2 separate regions of the Homo sapiens genome follow, and region 1 is linked to region 2. A link is a loop called in an ENCODE intact Hi-C map of the cell type or tissue named here. Cell type or tissue: OCI-LY7. All regions are shown on one strand. Each heading gives the region's core, and the rest is flanking DNA. Links, peaks and the distances in the headings are about the cores only. Region 1 has its middle 23 kb from the start of DDIT4L-AS1. Region 2 holds the start of LOC107986232 (a long non-coding RNA gene).

Region 1 (9,054 bases), core at 762-8,761, 61 kb before region 2:
TGTTGTTTTCATGCCTGCTAACACAACATCCATTCTGCGGCCCATGGATCAAAGAGCAATTTCAACTTTTAAGTCTTATTATTTCAATAATACATTTTGTAAAGTTTTAGCTGCCATAGATAGTAGTTCCTCTGATAAATCTGGATGTAACTTTAAACCCTCTGGAAAGGATTCACTATTCTAGGTGCCATTAAGAGCATTGTAATTTATGGGAGGAAGCCAAAATATCAATATTAACAGGAATTTGGAAGAAGTTGATTTCAATCCTTATGGATAACTTTGAGGGGTTCAAGATTTCCGTGAAGGAAGTTACTGCAGCTGTGGTAAAATTAGCAAGAAAACCAAAATTAGAAGTGGAGCCTAAAGATGGACCGAATTGCTGCAATAAAACTTGAACAGATGAGGTGTAGCCTCTTATGGATGAGCAAAGAATGGTTTCTTGAGATGGAATCTACTCGTGGTGAAGATGCTGTGAACATTGCTGAAATGACAACAAAGGATTTAGAATATTCCATAAAGTTAGTTGATAAAACAATGGCAGTGTTTGAGAGGATTGACTCCAATTTGGAAAGAAGTTCTACTATGAGTCAAATGCTATGAAACAGCATCACGTGCTACAGGAAATCCTTTTGTGAAAGGAGAAATCAGTTGATGTGGCAAACTTCATTGTTGTTTTATTTTCAGAAATTGCCACAGCCATGCCAACCTTCAGCAACCACCACCCTGATCAGTCAGCAACTACCAACATTGAGACAAGACCCTCCTCCACCACCAAAAAGATTACGACTCCCTGAAGGTTCAGATGATCATTAGCATATTTTAGCAATAAAGTATTTTTAAATTAAAGGGTGTACATTGTTTAAGAGACTGCACTATAATGCAAACATATCTTTTATGTGCACCGAGAAACCAAAACATTTCTGGGACTCTCTTTATTGCAATATTTGCTTTATTGTGGTAGTCTGGAATGATATCCACAATATCACCAAAATATGCTTGTATATAGGTTTTATTCTAAATATTGACTTAATTCTGGAAACTGGATGGAAGATTGCGACTTTTTATTGGAATGGCTGCCTCCAAGAAGGGACATAACTTTGGGTGAGGGTACTGCCTGCAGAAGGTCTCAGCTGAAAGTTGTCAGCCACCAAAACATCCAGTTTTTGAGTAGATGAGTGTCCTGGACCTGTATGGCACACAGTGGCATCCATTACAATTGCCACTCCTTTTAAGGTGAATGTAGAAAGGTGGAAATGAGAAATTAATGTCTGTTTGAAGTGATGGAAAGGAGTTAAGTCTGCAACATTTTAAATTCCAAATTATTAGGGCTCTTGTTGGTCTCAGCTCTGCATCAATCTCATTCGGGTAACTTACATCACAGTGTTCTCAGGTTTGTGTGGAACAATTCTGACATATCAAACATAAGTCTAACTAGCATAGCATGAATCTGTAAATAAACAAAGGAAGTGTTTGCCAGTGAAAAAGGCTTTGCTAGGGTCTCATGTATTTGTAGAGGCTGGAGAGAACAGCCAGGAAGTTTTGACCTGACTCACTGAAAATGACATAAGGATAACTCCCTAAATGGCAGTACCAGCTCTCCAAACTTTTGTATGCCCAAGACTCTCCACTTATGATCTTAGGTGTGATGAAAAACAACAGACAATGAGAAAACTGATTTTTAATAATCAGTCTACAAATGTAAAGGGTCCCAGTTGAAGTAGAGGCCCAAAATAACATATTATTGAGTATAGCACCACACCAGATGGCCTCTCCCAGATCGTGTGGGGGCGAAGAATACTTTATTTGCCTGAGTCACAGAATTACTGATGTGCACGATGGGAGCCAAAGTTCAAAGCTGCTCTTGATTGGAAGCCCTGAAAAGTATTGCTTTAGTTTTTCATAGTAATCAACTCAAATGGCTGCACTTTCAAATTCTTTCATCTAGCAACTTTTAAATCATTGCAAAGAGTGGAATTTTATTAGTTTAAAAATGATTTCTTTTTGCTTATTGACTGGTATATGTTGTGTTTGTCTTTAATAAGCAGAGGAAGTAACAGTAAATCCAGTTGAATGCTGATATAAACTGTGGGGTTTCTGGCCTCAGAGGTGTAAGTAGAAGAGCAATGAACAAGGTTGTTATGGAAAAAAAGTATTTCTGGAATCCAAGCATTGCCATTATAAGTTGGTTTATCTTTATTACTCTGAGTTTCCAGAGTATTACAACAAATTACACAGTTTACAACAAACCTTTTATGATAGTCTTGTAATGTGTCTTTTCTATACTTTAATTCAAGTAGGAAAAATAAACAAAACAAAGTTTCCTCTTTAAAAAATTCAGGACTAGACCAAGAAAGCAAGCAAAAAATGTGAAAACAAACAAGCAAACAAACAAAAACTATCTCTTCAACGTGCCTTTCTATGTAGTTGCGTTTAAAGCTTCTGTTAGTAAGCACTTTTCCCCCATCACCTTTATTTATTCTACTTCTCACCTGACCCCTATCTTCACAAGATTTGCACTTATTTATAAGGCAGTTTAAAAACTCATGTATCCTGTCTAAATCATTTAAATGAAAGCTTTTGTTATGTTATAATATTTGATAATATATGATAGGAAATATGAGCCAGTCCTTTACACAGGGTGGTTGGATTCAATGTTATCATGAGCAAATAAAATGAAGTCTGTGAATACTTGCCTTAGAAAGGACCTTTGCAAATAAAACTAGGCAGAGTGAAGCATCCTTGTACAGATCAGGACAATTTAGATCATAAAGTAGTAGAGCTGTAACTAATTAATAAAAACAAGGGGAGGGTATTAATTGAAAGCAATACTGTGTTGATGTAAAAATAAATGTAAAAAATATTAATGTTAAAAAAAAGCATGCCTATTCCCAACCAAGGTAGAGCAGAGTTTCCCTAATTTGTGTAACGTGGGAATCACCTGGGTCACAAATTAACAAATTTCCAGAGCTACCCCTGGGAGATTGTGAATCAGATCTGAGGTCAATTCTGTGTTTAACAAATCTCTCTGGGATTTGATGTGACTGGGCAAGTGAAGGAATTACCAGTGCTTCTGTTTATTCTAATACAACATTCCTAAGAAATCGTCCTTTCTGCCAAACTGCATTCTAAAAATAACAGCATTCACAGAAAAAATTATGATTAGAGTTAGTCACTCAAAACCGATATTGTAACCAGAGCACTAACAAAAATAATAACAGTCCTAACCGAGCAAACAAAAAGCTACAACCGTAAAGAAATGTTACAGTAGTAAATGTAGGATTTTACTATTAAAAGAAAAAGTGAAAGCTAAAAATGAAAGGGTGTGTAAGGAAGGATCTCCTTGTTGAATCATGAAAACAAGGACAAAAAGAAAAGGATAGGGAGAACCCAACAATATGCACTTTCAAGTACAACCAAATTGATCCTAGAGGAACCCCAGGAGGTGAATGGGCTCCATAGAGCATCTTCATCTGAGGCTTGCTGCCTCCCACTGTGTTCATGTAATTTACACTCAGTTTTGTGACTTGTAGGCAACTGTGGTGAAATTGCTTATGACCAGACCAAATTCCATGTCCTATTGATATCTTCCCCCTATTTAACAATAGCTTTTGAGGTAATGAGTGTTATAGAAACACAGGTTATAGAAGTAATGGACTAAGATTGGATATGTTCATAGCTGCAGCAATGTTAAGTTAAAGTAGCCTTTCTAAGAACATATTAAATAAGGATGAAGAGGCCTGAAATGTTCATACTTTCTAACCCAGTGACTTCCTTGCAAGCATCCAAGTGTTGCTACTGGCTGCACTGCCACTGCCCACGTGGGAAATTAATTGCCACTCTTCTGGCACATGAATTCCACACAGCCCTGCTTCTTCAATGCTCTATCCTTCAATTCAAGGCCTAGGATGGCCCACTTCATAAGAAGAAGTATCATTTGAACACTTACTTTGTACTAGACACTGTACTAGAATGTTGCTGGTTAATCTTCATAATCCAATAAGCAAGATATAATTTCTTCATTTTCCTGAGGGGTAAACCTCAAAGGCATACTTAACTTCTTCAAAGACTCACAGCCATTGATGAGGTTGTGGAATCCAAATGCAAACTTATATTGACTTGGGGTTCATGGCAGGGCCACACCAGCAGGAGGCATTAAATGCTGGAAAGGCAAAGCTAGTCAGATCAAGGCAAGGTTCAAATGTAGAGGGGACCAAACACAAACAGCAACTTCTAAAGTCAGGGTAGACTGTGACTGCAGAGGCCAGAGTTCAACACTGGATGAAGACAGGAGAAAGTGAGGCTGGGCAGCAATAAGCAATAAGATTTCCTTGGCCACTGCATGCACACCCAGGAGTGTTTGCGATTGTCCTTGTGGACTGGTATAGAGGTGGTATGAAGCACACAAGCAGGCTGGCTTAAGGCCAGATGTAGGGCAGAGAGTGGATCAGCGTCTCTATCCAAGTGGTTGTTTTTCACAGAGCATCTTCCTTCCTATAGTCTACCCTAGGTCCCTGGACTTCCACTACCATCTGAGACTCCGGAAGATGCACAAACCCAAAGCCAAATGCCTGGGTTGGAATCCCTGATTTATCGTTAACTGTGTAACCTTGGCAAAGTTTCTTGTCCTCAGTTCCCTTGTCTGTAAAAATAAGTTTAATACCTCAGAGTGATTGTGAGGATTAAATGATTTAATATACATCAAGCGCTTGGAACTGCGCACAGCACAAACTTAGTAGTCTTTACTACTTCTTTCTAAGCATGACCTTTCAGTCTAACAGATACAGGCCTAATAGGGCTTGGCTTTGTGTCCCTACCCAAATATCATCTTGAATTGTACCCCATAATTCCCATATGTTGTGGGAGGGAGCTGGGGGGAGATAATTGAATCATGGGGGGCAGCTTCCCCATACTGTTATAAGTGAATACTGTCATATAGTGAATAAGTCTCATGAGATCTGATGGTTTTATCAGGGGTTTCCGCTTTTGCATCTTCCTCATTTTCTCTTGCCACTGCCGCGTAAGAAGTGCCTTTCACCTCCTGCCATGATTCTGAGGCCTCCCCAGCCATGTGGAACCGTAAGTCCATTACACCTCTTTTTCTTCCCAGTCTCGGGTATGTCTTTATCAGCAGCGTGAAAATGGACTAAAACATGGCCACAAACACAGAGGGAATTAGCAACAGAGGATGTAATCTAAAGCTCATAAAGTCATCAAGAGGCTAAATTCTCTCCAAGTTCCCCGAACACCAGGTGTGGACACAACAGACTATTTTAGGATCCCACTCACCAAATACCCTGCAAGCCACACTCTCAAGGGTTCAAGGACTTGGCAGGAAGGAGTCCACAGGTGGTAGACCTTTAGAACTCTCCACCGGGTAGGCCAGAGATTGACAGATTCTCCAACAATACACTAGTCCTCTTGACTTTAATTTAAGGCAATATTCTAAAATGCATTACTAAAGTAATTGTTAGCACTTACATGGAAAAGAAGTGAAGACCAGGGGCCACCTTACATTTTTTTATCATTCTTTTATAACAGACTAACCTAATTTATTTCTTTGATTGTCTCCCTAGACCCTAAATTTAGGTCTAAAGAAATAGAATAACTGACTTCAAATATTTGAAACACTTGTGTGCATGAAGATTACATTCATTCAACATGACCCCAAAATCCAGGGAACCAAAGCTGCTGAAAAACAGATTTTTCTGTTTGATAATAATAATGAAACCTTTCTAACAGTCTAAACCACAGGGTTGCAAACTTCCTACCGGTGGGTTGAATTTAACCCTCATGCAATCTTTTGTTTGGCTTACAAATAGTCACAAGGCACTGCATGCTGCTGTGCAGCTGTACTTTCACAATCTGTGCAATTGTGCTCAGTGACCCAGAAATGTTCACATTATAATCCAAATTTCTCTCTTTTCTTCAGAAATCTAATGGTGTACAGCACAGCCAGCATTCCCTGATAGTATTGTGGATGGATATGTACATTCCAGTCACCTGGAATGTCACTAGTTTATATCACCTGTGCCTAGAAGGCATCTGAGTTAAAGTCTCAGATAATCTTCTTAATAGATGCAAAGAAAGACCTTCTTCCATCATTAAGATTCTCTGATTCTCTAATCCTCTAAGCCTAAATGTCATTCAACAATCTCTATTTTTGCTTTTAGTTGTTTATGAGGGTAACAGGCCTTGTGTGTTCTTTTCAGTAAGAATCTAGCACCATTCTCTGCTTTAAACGTATGTCTTATTTGGCAGCTCTTTGGCCAGCAGCTGCAATGCCCCTCCCTCTCAAATTTCAAAGTAACTTTAAGAATAAGGACAGGAAATGCAAGTGCTTCAAAAAGAGCTTTTTGATGCACTCCTGTGCTGATAAATGCATGTTGAAAAGTAAATTACTACAACGGCTATCTATTTTTAACTGACTTCCGTCATATTACTTCAATACATGCTCCAATTACATATATTGAATTTCCTGACGTTCAATGACACCAAAAATCTTTTCTTGCACTTTGGGGACTTTACTGATTTATATTCTTGAGAAAATAAAGATCACGAAAGAAAGAGAGTTTAATTAATGTGTTAGGGCTGACCATACTATTATCATTAATCAGAAAAAAACAGAATCACAGTAACATTGTTCAAAACAAAATGGTGATAAAAAACAAAAACAACAGCAAAAAGTAACCTAGTCAAAGTATGTGGGTATTAGGTAAAGAAAATAGTAAGCTTGTTTTTATGAAAGCTAAAACTGTTGACTACAACTTGGATATAACATGTGGGAGGTTATGTTTCTAAATATAATGTAAATTAATCCACTCGGTCACTAGATATTATGCAGTCTCACTGCCCTTAAAACTCAATAGGAGAATCCTCTTAATAAGAGGAAATAAGAAAATCCTCAGGGAACTACTCAGAAGAAATGTGATATTAGTTTGCTTTCATAAATGTGTCTGCTAAATATTATTAAAGAAAGCACTCATTTTTGTGATCACTATCCAATAAGAAAATATATAGTAAACTATAACTTTATGGAAAGCGAGCTACCTGATACTTTAAAAAGGAAAAAACCCAATTTTCTTGTTTAAAAATGTCTAGATACACCTAATACCAAAAGAAACCTATTTCTTTTATTTCTATTATTCAGGAAATAAAATTGTATTATACTGAAAACTTAGAAAACAAATATAGTTTGAGAGATTAATAGGATTTCCTGATTAAGAAAAAGGATGCACTACTTAGAAACATCTAAACATGTGATCCTTAAACATTTTCAGATCAATTTAACATGAGTAAATTCTGCAAAAATATTTCAAATATTTTTGGTTCGAAGGCATTGCTAACATAGTTAACCCTCTGTTAAGCTTAAACTATTCTAAATAAAATGAAGGAAACTTACAAATGACAACAACCTGACCTTTTTCCTCCACTTTCTTCCCAATAAATGTATACAAGAGCTGTTATCTGAGATCATAAAGAACTGTCTGTTTCCAGGGGCAAGGTGGTGCCTGGGGAGCAAAAGTTAGGGGCCTGAGTTTGGATAATTGAGTTAAAGTTTGCAATGCACAGAAATGAGTGAAAACATTACAGACAGAAGCCTAGACTGTGATTAGAATAATATGATGCTAGGAAAAGCATATCTTTGAAATCATACAGTCTTAAATCCTTATGCGGGTATTAACAAAATGATCTGCTTTTAGGTGAAAAAAAAAAACATGACAGTAAGGGACAAGATACATGGCTTGACAGTTGCATGAGAAAATACTTGTTAATCATGTCTGTTCCAGGTTCTTCATTCTGAGGCAATTATTAGCAGCTTATAGAGAGCAGTTAAGAGAGAAGAGGATGTTTAATTTAAAGTAAGGACCATCTTTTGACTATTTGGAAGACTTTCTTTTAAAAGATAAGATCATTTATATGATCTCTCTGAGAGTGATAGATTGTGCCAATTGGCACCTCGATCAAATGAACAAGCACTTTATAGCAATCAGAACTGCCTTATAATATTTTACAAGGAGATAAGCTGCTTCTCTCTGGAAAGAAAGTTTAAATGCCACCCAGCAGAGATGCTGTAATGGCATGACTGTGCTGGGCATTGAAGAACTCTCTTTGACTTTTCAGGGCCCCTCAACTTCTAACATTCAATTGGCTTTATAATTTTAAGTGTTGGCTTACAGAAGTCAAGGTAGTTCTCATTATTTTGCTTCTTCTCTTTATTCATAAAATGGTTTAAAAATGGTTTTGAAATCTGTTTTGTTGTTGTTGTTCTTACCTTTCTCCTTTTTATTATGTTAGAATTCTACTTGGGTCATTTTTTTCCATTGCCATCCTATCTAATCTATTATATTGGTACTCATAATGATAAGTTATTCTCCCTAAAACATGTACCTGCATCAGAAAATTTCACTGCACCCCTCCATTTCCATCATTATCTGAAAACCTAAGAGAAAATAAAACCACCAAATTCACCTATACAAAAGCAAATAAATTTTTATAAATGACAAATTGTTTACTACTTCAAACCAAAAAAAGATGAAATTATACTTTTTTAAAATTATTAGAATAATAATAGCTGAAGTACATAGCCCAAGCAGAGTGCCTTAGTGGAGCAAGGCCCTGGCTGGAAGTTTTGCCTTTTCTGCTTAATTTAGTCACTCAACAAACCTGCAGGGTGGAAATTACTATCCCCATTCCAAAAACAAGAAAACTGAAGTTCAGCTCTGTTAGATGACTTGCTAGAGGTCAAAGAGCTGTGAGAATTCCCCTTGAACTAATATTATGATTCTAAATTCTGTGTTTTTCAGGCCATACAGATTTCTTCCCCTTAGCAGAAGCAAAGTGGCATTTGGGACAGAAATTGTTTTTAAAACTTAAGGAAATAACAGTGAGCAGGACATTAAGTGAAAAGCTAAAAGGCTTTGAAATCACCTTTTGAAAAATTATAGTAGTAAGGGAAATTTAACATAATTGACTCCATTTTGCTTCTACCAGGCAAAATTGCTTTTGCCCACTCTTGTGCAGAGAACATAATAGCCCTTTCCTTGAACTGATCCA
Region 2 (9,054 bases), core at 500-8,499:
AATTTTCAATAAATAGATTTATTTTCCTCATAAGCCTCAATTTTCCCCTGATGGCAGAAAACTTGATTCACTCATTTCTAGGTAATACTCAGACATATTCATTGATGTCTTGGTTTAATCAGGATCTTGGCAAATCTTAGTCTTTCAGGGTTTCTTCCTTCCTCCAGTCCTCCTCTGTGGTCCAAGGATGCCAAGGTCTTGGCCCTTGATTCTTGAAAAGTCTTTCCTGTCAAAGTGATTGCCTTTGCCATGCATTTGTGGGAACGTCTACTTGATAAATTCAAGTGTTAAGCCTTGAATCTTTTTCTTACTTTCTATTTCTGAGGTTAAAACCCCTACCCATGGATATGAACATAGAAGGCCCTCCCTGCTACCAAAATAGGGGGAAAGAAGAACAGGAAGTCTGGAGCAAAAATAAAACCTCAGTTACTATGTCAAAATATTATCTTACTATATAAGAACAGAAACCTTCTCAAATTAATTCGAGTTTAGAAAAAAAAAAAAAAGGAGAATACAGGGATTTCATGGATTTCAATCTCAAGAAGCAAGGCAAGCTGGCCTTCTTAGAATACGAACACCAGGAAACTCAAAGTCCTAGCTCTCTCTTCCCATCCCAGGACTTTATCATTTCTCTCATCTGCTTTTTTCTATGAGTTGGCTTCATTCTTCAGTCTCTCGATCTGCTTTCTTTGTTTAATTATCTTACATATGGCTCCAAAACAATGGCTCCAACAACTGTTCATGTGACTTTCCTGCTCAAGTCCTGTAGCTGGCTTCAGTTGTCTCTGGGTTTCTTAATACAAAACTATCACCAGAGAGAATCTGGCTGGTTGGGCTCATCTGTTACAGCCAGCCCTGACAGGCTGCTGAGCAGTCCGTGGCTTAATGGCCTTTGGGTCAGTTATCTATTTCTAGGCCAATCAGCTATTGCTGTAGCAGATGTCCTAAAACACATTGTTAATATTTTTTTTGATTATAGAAGAAAGGGTGTTAAAGACATTGCATGCTAAAAGTAAAAAGGAAAGTGAATTATTTGATCAAAAAACTGCTCTCATCCAAGACTTCAGAGGAAACTACCTTTGACTGCCCCAGTAGCCATTCTAGAAGTTTCCAAGAAATTTAATGGCAGCACGAAACTATTTATCCATATCATTTCCATCTGCCAGTGTTTTCTAGTGTTGGAATTTCTATTTACGGTAGGGTGGTATGTATGTAAACCTGTTTAATATTTTGTTACACAGCCCCTCTTAGAGATAAGGAGATGAATTTCCTTTACTTTTAGGTAATATTTTCTGTGCAAATATATTAGCTGGGTGTCCTGGAGGAGCTGTGAGACCTGTGAGTTGTCCTGATATATCACTGGAGGATAAGAGGGGAGACATCAAAGGTAGATATGCAGAGGGCAAGAGTATCTCAGTCTACTATAAAGTTTTATTTCATGTTGACTCAGCCTGAAAGAAAGGGCTCTCAAAGACTTTTCATGGTTGTATTTTGGACTTTTAGAAAAGTATATTTAACAGAGGTTTCTGTTATTCAGGAAGTAACTTAAAAGAAAGAATAACTGATTTATGTGAAGTGAAAAGAAAATAAGGTTTCTAGAAAAAGTTATCTCTAAATTTTTATGACTCCTTATTGAGTAGCATTTGTGATAAAAATTCTTTTTGTTGTTTTAAATGTAAACTTTGTGAGATTTGCACTTAATGAAGAAGATTCTCTAAATGAGGAAATTTCTCTAAAATTCCAACCAATTGCAAATAAAGCAGTAATAAGACTCAGGAAAGAGAGAAAGGAAATGAAATGAAATTAGATTCTGGTGAATTTTATCTTTGCTACTTTTTAAGGTAATTGAATTAACAGAGCTAACCAAGTGTGCAAATGGATTAAATCTCAAAACAGGGTTCTTCAAATGCTGGGTACACATTTTCTTATACTGGGACATCTGGGAATCTTCCAGAGTGGCTACACTTAAAATCTTGATGGCCAATTGTATCAGGACAGAAGGAGAAAAAGAAAAAGCTGTAGGGACAGACATATATTGGCTATAAGCAGTCAAATCATCTTCAACTTAAGTCTCATAATTTCACTAAAGTTACTTCCTATTTGTATGATTTCTTGACTATTCATTGAAATACCTAATGAGAACTGCCAAAATCAGAAAAGAAATGTAGTGGGCATGAAAAAAGCCATGGAAAACCTGAAAACCAAACACTGCCTTAAACATAAGAGCACATGCCAAGATCAGATGCAAAGTTGGTCAAGTTTGTTTTGGGGAAGGAAGCTGTTTGAACATATTTTCTGTGCTTTAGAATCAATTCTTTCCTTTTTTATCATTGCATTTCCCATCTGTAAAAATGATTATAGAAATATATTTGCAAGATGGCCACAATCTGCCATCTGCATATAATCTCTACATGTCGATAACATACACCAAAACTATGCAAGCCTTAAACAGAGTGACAACTCTATCATCTGTTAGAAAGCATGGTACTGCACAAGGATGTACCACTTGGAGTTGGAATGATGGTTCAAGTAAGTAGAGAAATTGAGCAAAATGAGACACCTGACTTTGTGATATAAAATATGCAGACATAGAAGTTGTACAATCTGGAATATTTTAAAACCTAATTGAGATTTGAGTCTGTGGTATCCTTGTTTGACAGGAAAATCTTTAATGTGTGTGCCTACGTTTCTATAAAGAAAACATTTACTGAAAAAGTAACCTTTTCCTTCCAAAAGAGGAAAAATTCTTTTTACTGTTTTAAATGTAAATATGATTGGCAGAGAAAATTAAATGAACAACAGCAAAAATTACAGTTAGCCACTCCATGGGAAGTGGTAGTTGCAGACACCGCCGGGTGATTCTTTTGCTACAAGGTAGCTTCTGGAAGGTAACCTGAGGTATAAGTAGAAGGATCTTTGTATTATTTTGCTTTATTTTGTTTTATTAATGGAAAAGTCTTCAATAAGTATTGTTTGCTAACACCATAAAGTCTACTTATCTTAAAAGAAAAATTCAGCTAAAAAATATTACATCTTTCTTTTCGGGTAGGAAAAGCAATCAAAACCCACAAGATTCTAAGAGGTCATAGGAGTATTAGCAAAGGAAATGCTAAGGTTGGTCATAAGTGGCACAAGCAGAAATAGTCTTTAAAACTAATGACACTTGAAATTTCACTGGTGACAAGCAGAATTCCATGGTCTGGGGAGGAGCAAGTTAGACTGGGGTCTAGGTGAATGGGTTTCACAGTGTGGTCCCCAAGCCAGAAACTAAAAATATGTATTATTAAACTATACTTATTATTGCTTAAATTTTATATGTAATTATCATGTTGTATCTAATTGTTTATGTAACTATTATGCTGAACAAATAGAATTCAAAAGCGTGGAAACTCCAAGTCTATTCTTTATCACAAATACCTGCTGCAAACCCTCTTACCTTTCTTCTTGTGCCTGGATAAGAACTTGAGTGGGTCACATAGTTTTTTCAGTTACTTTTAGACATAATAGCAGTCCCATTTAATGTAATACTCTTACTTCTGTTTGTTAGTTCAGACATATTTCAGGCAGAAATCTGCAGCAGGGAAGGGATTGGGATGTCTGGCCAACCTTCTTTGTTTCCATGGTACCAGTTCTTCCCTCAAGTCCCTTGCCACATTTCTAATTGTTTCACCCCATCCAACCTTTACCACAGTATCCCCACCCACTGGGGCAGGCTGGCAAGGAAGTGAAGACAAAAAAGAAACAAAGGTCTTGCTAGAGTAGTTCTGTTGTGGTCTAACGTTGGTGCTTTCTGACCACAGTGGATCACTAGAGCTGAACACTAAACTGCACCATTTCCTCAAGGGTGATACATCCTCCAACTAACCTTTCTGTATCCTCTACTTCCTACCTCCCTGCCCTAGTGTAGACCCATAGCTTCCTACTGCTTTGGTCTCCCATCCTGGCAGGCTTCCCTCTTGGGAAGGGTTTTTCACATAGCTTTCACCTGGCTGCCTTCTGTGGCAGCCACCTGGCCAGCAGGAGCTCATACATTCTTCCCACATCAATCCACGCTCCAGCACTGCCCACTGTCCTCACTCTGCCATCATAAGCAATTCCTGATATATCTGCCTTTCTTTTTTTTCAGTGCAAGTCAACCACCAGTCTCCTGTGTATCCTCAAAATTCCAGGAGACACATAGTAAGCTTGAATTCAGCCCCTTCAAAAGTATTCTCATTAGACTTGAGCTGAAAAGAAAGCACTTCCCTACCTACATCCCTGAAGGGAAGGGGAAGGAAAATGCCACAGGCCTCCGACAACTTTCCACAAAGATACTTCCTCATTCTCTTTCTTCAACCTCAACTCTTTTATATCCTTTAGGAAGGTGTTGGATTAAGGGCGCAGAACCCAGTTTTTCTATTTTCTTTGCAAATCCTGCATGAATAATTTTTAATTACTCTTTTGATGAGATGGTTGGATGGTTGGATGGTTGGAGGCCCTCATCCCAGTGTTTGTCCCTCACTCATTGTAAACTCTGGAAAGCATTTAGCTTCTTGAGCTTTACTTGTAAAATGGGCAATCCCATATGTCCAGCTTAAATTCAATACAGTAAATAAATAAAGAGATTGTTAAAACGTGAAGTGCAAAATTATATCATTTGCCTTATATATAAAATAAGGTGAATTCATAAGCAAAAAAAAAAATTGTCCAGGCATGGTGGCTCATGCATGTAATCTCAGCACTTTGGGAGGCCGAGGTAGGAGGATCACTTGAGCCCAGGAGTTCAAGACCATAATAATGCATCAACAATAAATCTAGACATCTCAGTGAGCACAGCTTTTCTGCATACATACAGATAGGAGATGTTTTTTAGACAAATCACTGCTGTTTAGAGGAAATTCATAAAGTTGGCACAAACAGAATAGCTCTCTGTCAGGTTAACTTGACATACACAGCCTTGGGGGTATATGACTTTGTGCATTGAACTTTCAAACAAACTGAACGTTGAAACAACAGCACCATTTTTTATATGCCTAATTAGGAATTTTGTATATCATCCAACGAGCAACTGTAAGCTTCCACTTGGGAAAGCTGCCTGCCTTCAATGGTTGTATTTGATAGTGCCATATCTTTGTATGTGCAACAGTGTTCCTTTGGGCAAATATTTATATATTTATTAAATGTTTCTCTCATAGTTATATATAAATTAGTGGGAAAAATTATCAAAACATGTTTGATTTTATAGAACTCCCATTCAAACTTGCTCAGAAGGAGGGGTTCAATACAAGGGCACAGAATTATCCTACAGTACACAAGTACCGAGGCCTATCCTCAGCAGCATCTGGAACTAAGAAATTTATCAGGATCCCATTCATTCAACAATTTATTCAGCAAATATTTATTGAATGCTTCTGACAAGCACTAAGAAATTGCAGTGAATGGGCCAGGCATGGTGGCTCTCATCTGTAATCCCAGCACTCTGGAAGCCCGAGCCGGTTGGGTCACTTGAGGTCAGGAGTTCAAGACCAGTCTGGTCAACATGGTGAAACCCCATCTCTATTAAAAATACAAAAATTAGCCTGTTGTGGTGGTGGGTGCCTGTAATCCCAGCTACTAAGGAGGCTGAGGCAGGAGATCACTTGAACCCAGGAGGCGGAGGTTGCAGTAAGCCAAGATCGCACCATTGCACTCCAGCCTGGGTGACAAGAGCGAAACTCCATCAAAAAAAAAAAAAAATCCAGAAAGAAATAAAGAAGACTTTGCATAATGCAATGAATGACACCCTTAACAACATCTTGATTAGAGAAGAAATTGCAGTAAGCAAGCCAGACAAGCACCCTTTCTTTGTAGAGCTTACATTCTAGTGAGAAAGACCATGGGAAAGAACAAATTAGAGCCATTGTGATTCAGGCTATGAGGGAAATAAACAGCATGAGGAGACTGAATATAACTGGGGAATTACCTTGTACAGTGAGTGGTCAGGCAAGGCCTCTCTGAGGAGAGGAGGTTAGAGCTGAGATGCAGGGAGAAGAATGAATCCCACATACAAAGAGCATATATACATATACACATATATACATATATACATATACACATATATACATATATACATATACACATATATACATATATACATATACACATATATACATATATACATATATACACATATATACATATATATACATATATACATATATATATTCCCCACCCCTATTTCTACTTCCCAGAGTTAGTCATTCTCAAAAATGTATATATATACACATACATATACATGTGTATATATATACATTTTTGAGAATGACTAACTCTGGGAAGTAGAAATAGGGGTGGGGAAATAGGAGATATTTTTTTCTCCACAACCTTCTACAGAGTTTAATTTTACAAACCAGTATATATTAACTTTATAATAAAATGTCTTTAAAACCACATTAAGGATGATAGACACATACTCTGACTCTCAGGGAATGACATCACAGAGGGGAACAACCCTGCTTTTGGTTGCTTAGAAGGAGACAGAATCTACAGCCTACTGGATAACTCTTCTGACCTACTCACAGTTTTTAGGCTCTGGAGGAAATGCTGTCATGACTGTCATTTTTCTGTCAAAATCCATCTAGGTGTCATAATTGGCAGAAGTGTCTGTCACTCCAGCTGTGTCCCTATGTACATAGATTGAAAATGATCACCTCCAGTGAAATATTGGCACAAATTTCAGCATCTCTCCTGCCACTCTGTAGAAGAACACAGTCTAAAAGTGAAACCTGTAGATGCCTATTATATGAAGCTTAGCATCAAAAGAAAGGTCACCAAGACAACTGACATTTTATTTTTTTCATATTTCTGGGGTCACATCTTCTTGACATCAGGATAATTGTTTGAAAACTGAGAAATCCAATGTGGTTTCCTACGTGGTGCCAAGTATCTCATATTGGCTTATTTTTTTTTCTGGATTGGTAAATATTTTGGTGAAATGTAGACACAACTGATCTGATAGTAACATTTGCTCCATGAAAGTACAAAATTTGATTTATTTTCATAACTTTCACATTAAGACAAGCACTGGAATATGAATCAGAAGACTACATTCCTGCCACTTACAAATTGTGCAACCTTGGGATAGGAGTATTCTTAAATCTCTGCTTAGTCTTCTCCACAGCTGCAAAGATGTGACAGTGAGCAAATAACAAGAAAGCTCTTTGAAAAGTAAAAAAGGGTTATAAAAATGAAAGCATTATTAAATAACCTCAGCTTGATTGAAAATTAAAAATAACATGTTATTTCTTTTGTATTATAATAATAATATCCTAAGTTAGACTTTAAGCTCTATAAAAAAGGTCAATACTGAACTGGCTCACCATTGCTATCTCCAAACCCAGCACAGTGTCTGACATATATAGGCTATATCAGTCAGGGATCAACCAGAAAAGCAGTACTACTATGACTAATGTAAAATAAAGTAGCTAGATCTTTCCTCTGCATCTGATGTGGGGCCTGAGATTGCAATATGCAAGCTGGAACACTAGTTGGGAAGAACAGCTGGATGCAAAGTGGGAGAGAGCAAGGATAGACTGGAACCAGTATCTGTCTCTCACTACCTCCAACCTCGACAACACAGGTAACCTGCAAGAGAAGCTAATCCCCATTGACATAGAGCTAGGAAACAGAATGTCCAGAGCAGACAATCCAGCAAGAACTGGAGAAGCTGCAGACCCAGGTGCTATCCACCTGGCCACCCAGGTAGGCCAAGCAGATCAGTGACAGCATGCACAGGTTGCCGTCATGACTGGCACCATGCACCAAATTTCAGAGCATGCAAAAATGGCTGTGCTTCTTTTCTGTTTCCCAAATCTTATGAAAATTTCTCTTGTGGACAACCCTTACCCTGAAACATACAGGAAAGTGAAGTCTGGAAAACATACTTCCAGTTTAGTGAAGCTGACATAATACAAAGCCACACATAGGCACTTAGTATGTTCTTCTTAAGTAAATATATTTCAATATACAAATATAAAATTTTAAAGTAAAAATGAATATGTATGAGATTTATATGGATATGTGGAAGAAGACACAATGTATAGTCATCACCAAGATTGGAGGCTGTCCACCTGAGGCAGGGCACCTGCTGCTCTGTTGTCCTGTTGGCATCTTCTGAAGTATGACCAGAGTGAAGAGTCATTATCAAAGGTGGTCATCCGTTGACAAAATAGAGACATAAGAACATTTGGTAAGTTTCAAAATACCCTCAAAACTAAAAGTAGAGGAGAAAATACAATGAGGTTTCCTACTTACCATCTCAGCAGGGGAGTCAGTCTACACAGGCCTGGGTGTAAAGCACTCTATCATTTCCCATGTCTTACAACTTCCCTCATGTTGTTAATTTTTTTCCTATTTTCCTGAGAACTTAAAATGAAAAACAATAGAATTTAGCTTTATTTGAGGTTCAGGAAAAAAAGGAAGCTTGGGAGCAATCAAGTAATCAACTTTTCATTCAATCTAATATCTTTTACTCTTCACTATCATTACATTATTTTTTAGACTTATATATAGTTCATGGAGATTTCCTTATTCCTTTAGGTCTTGACATAACTTTTCAATCCATGATGGGTAATCAATCAAGAAACCTAATTAAATACAAAATATAAAATAAATATATTCCATTAGCCCATAGAATAGGTCACCATCATAAATAAATTATGGGCTGGATGTGACAGTTTACACTTGTAATCCCAACAGTTTGGGAGATTGAAGTGGGAAGATCACTCGAGGCCAGGAATTCAAGAGCAACCTGGGAACCTTAGTGAGACCTTATCTCTATAAAAAGAATTTTATAATTAGCCAGACTTGGTGGTGAACTCTTGTAGTTCCAGCTACTCTGGAGGCTGCGGTGGGAGGATTGCTTGAGACCAGGAACTGGAGGCTGCAGTGAGCTATGATTGTGCCACTTCACCCCAGCCTGGGCAACAGAGTGAGTCCCTGACTCCATTTTTTAAAAAATGAAATAAAATTCTGTACTTTAAACATTCCTAATATTTTGACCACAATTAATTGATTTTGTTAACAGGAAGATGCTTT

What was found. Hi-C counts contacts between places; a loop is a spot of excess contacts. Peaks named below come from ENCODE experiments on the same cell type or tissue, not always from the same donor. Only the 100,000 strongest peaks of a DNase experiment are listed, where the experiment ranks them.
Region 1: a loop joins it to region 2, with 5 times the contacts of the local background. A loop is called at or near these places in 3 of 110 quality-filtered maps.

What each region holds. Positions count from the first base shown.
Region 1 is chr4:100,162,765-100,171,818 of GRCh38, reverse strand. No RefSeq gene overlaps it. Among named protein-coding and RNA genes, the nearest start is that of DDIT4L-AS1, 23 kb to the left of the region's middle. In OCI-LY7, for the core only: a CTCF peak has its summit at 4,158 (motif pointing right); DNase peaks (open chromatin) are centred at 5,288, 5,798 and 6,298; H3K4me3 peaks cover 964 bases; H3K27ac peaks cover 1,899 bases.
Region 2 is chr4:100,101,896-100,110,949 of GRCh38, reverse strand. It overlaps LOC107986232 (a long non-coding RNA gene), which reads right to left and starts at 8,717. Exons shown (of 3, transcript XR_001741515.2): 1 at 8,272-8,717; 2 at 8,068-8,130; 3 at 6,488-7,138. In OCI-LY7, for the core only: no CTCF peak of the experiment used is centred there; a DNase peak (open chromatin) is centred at 3,789; H3K4me3 peaks cover 420 bases.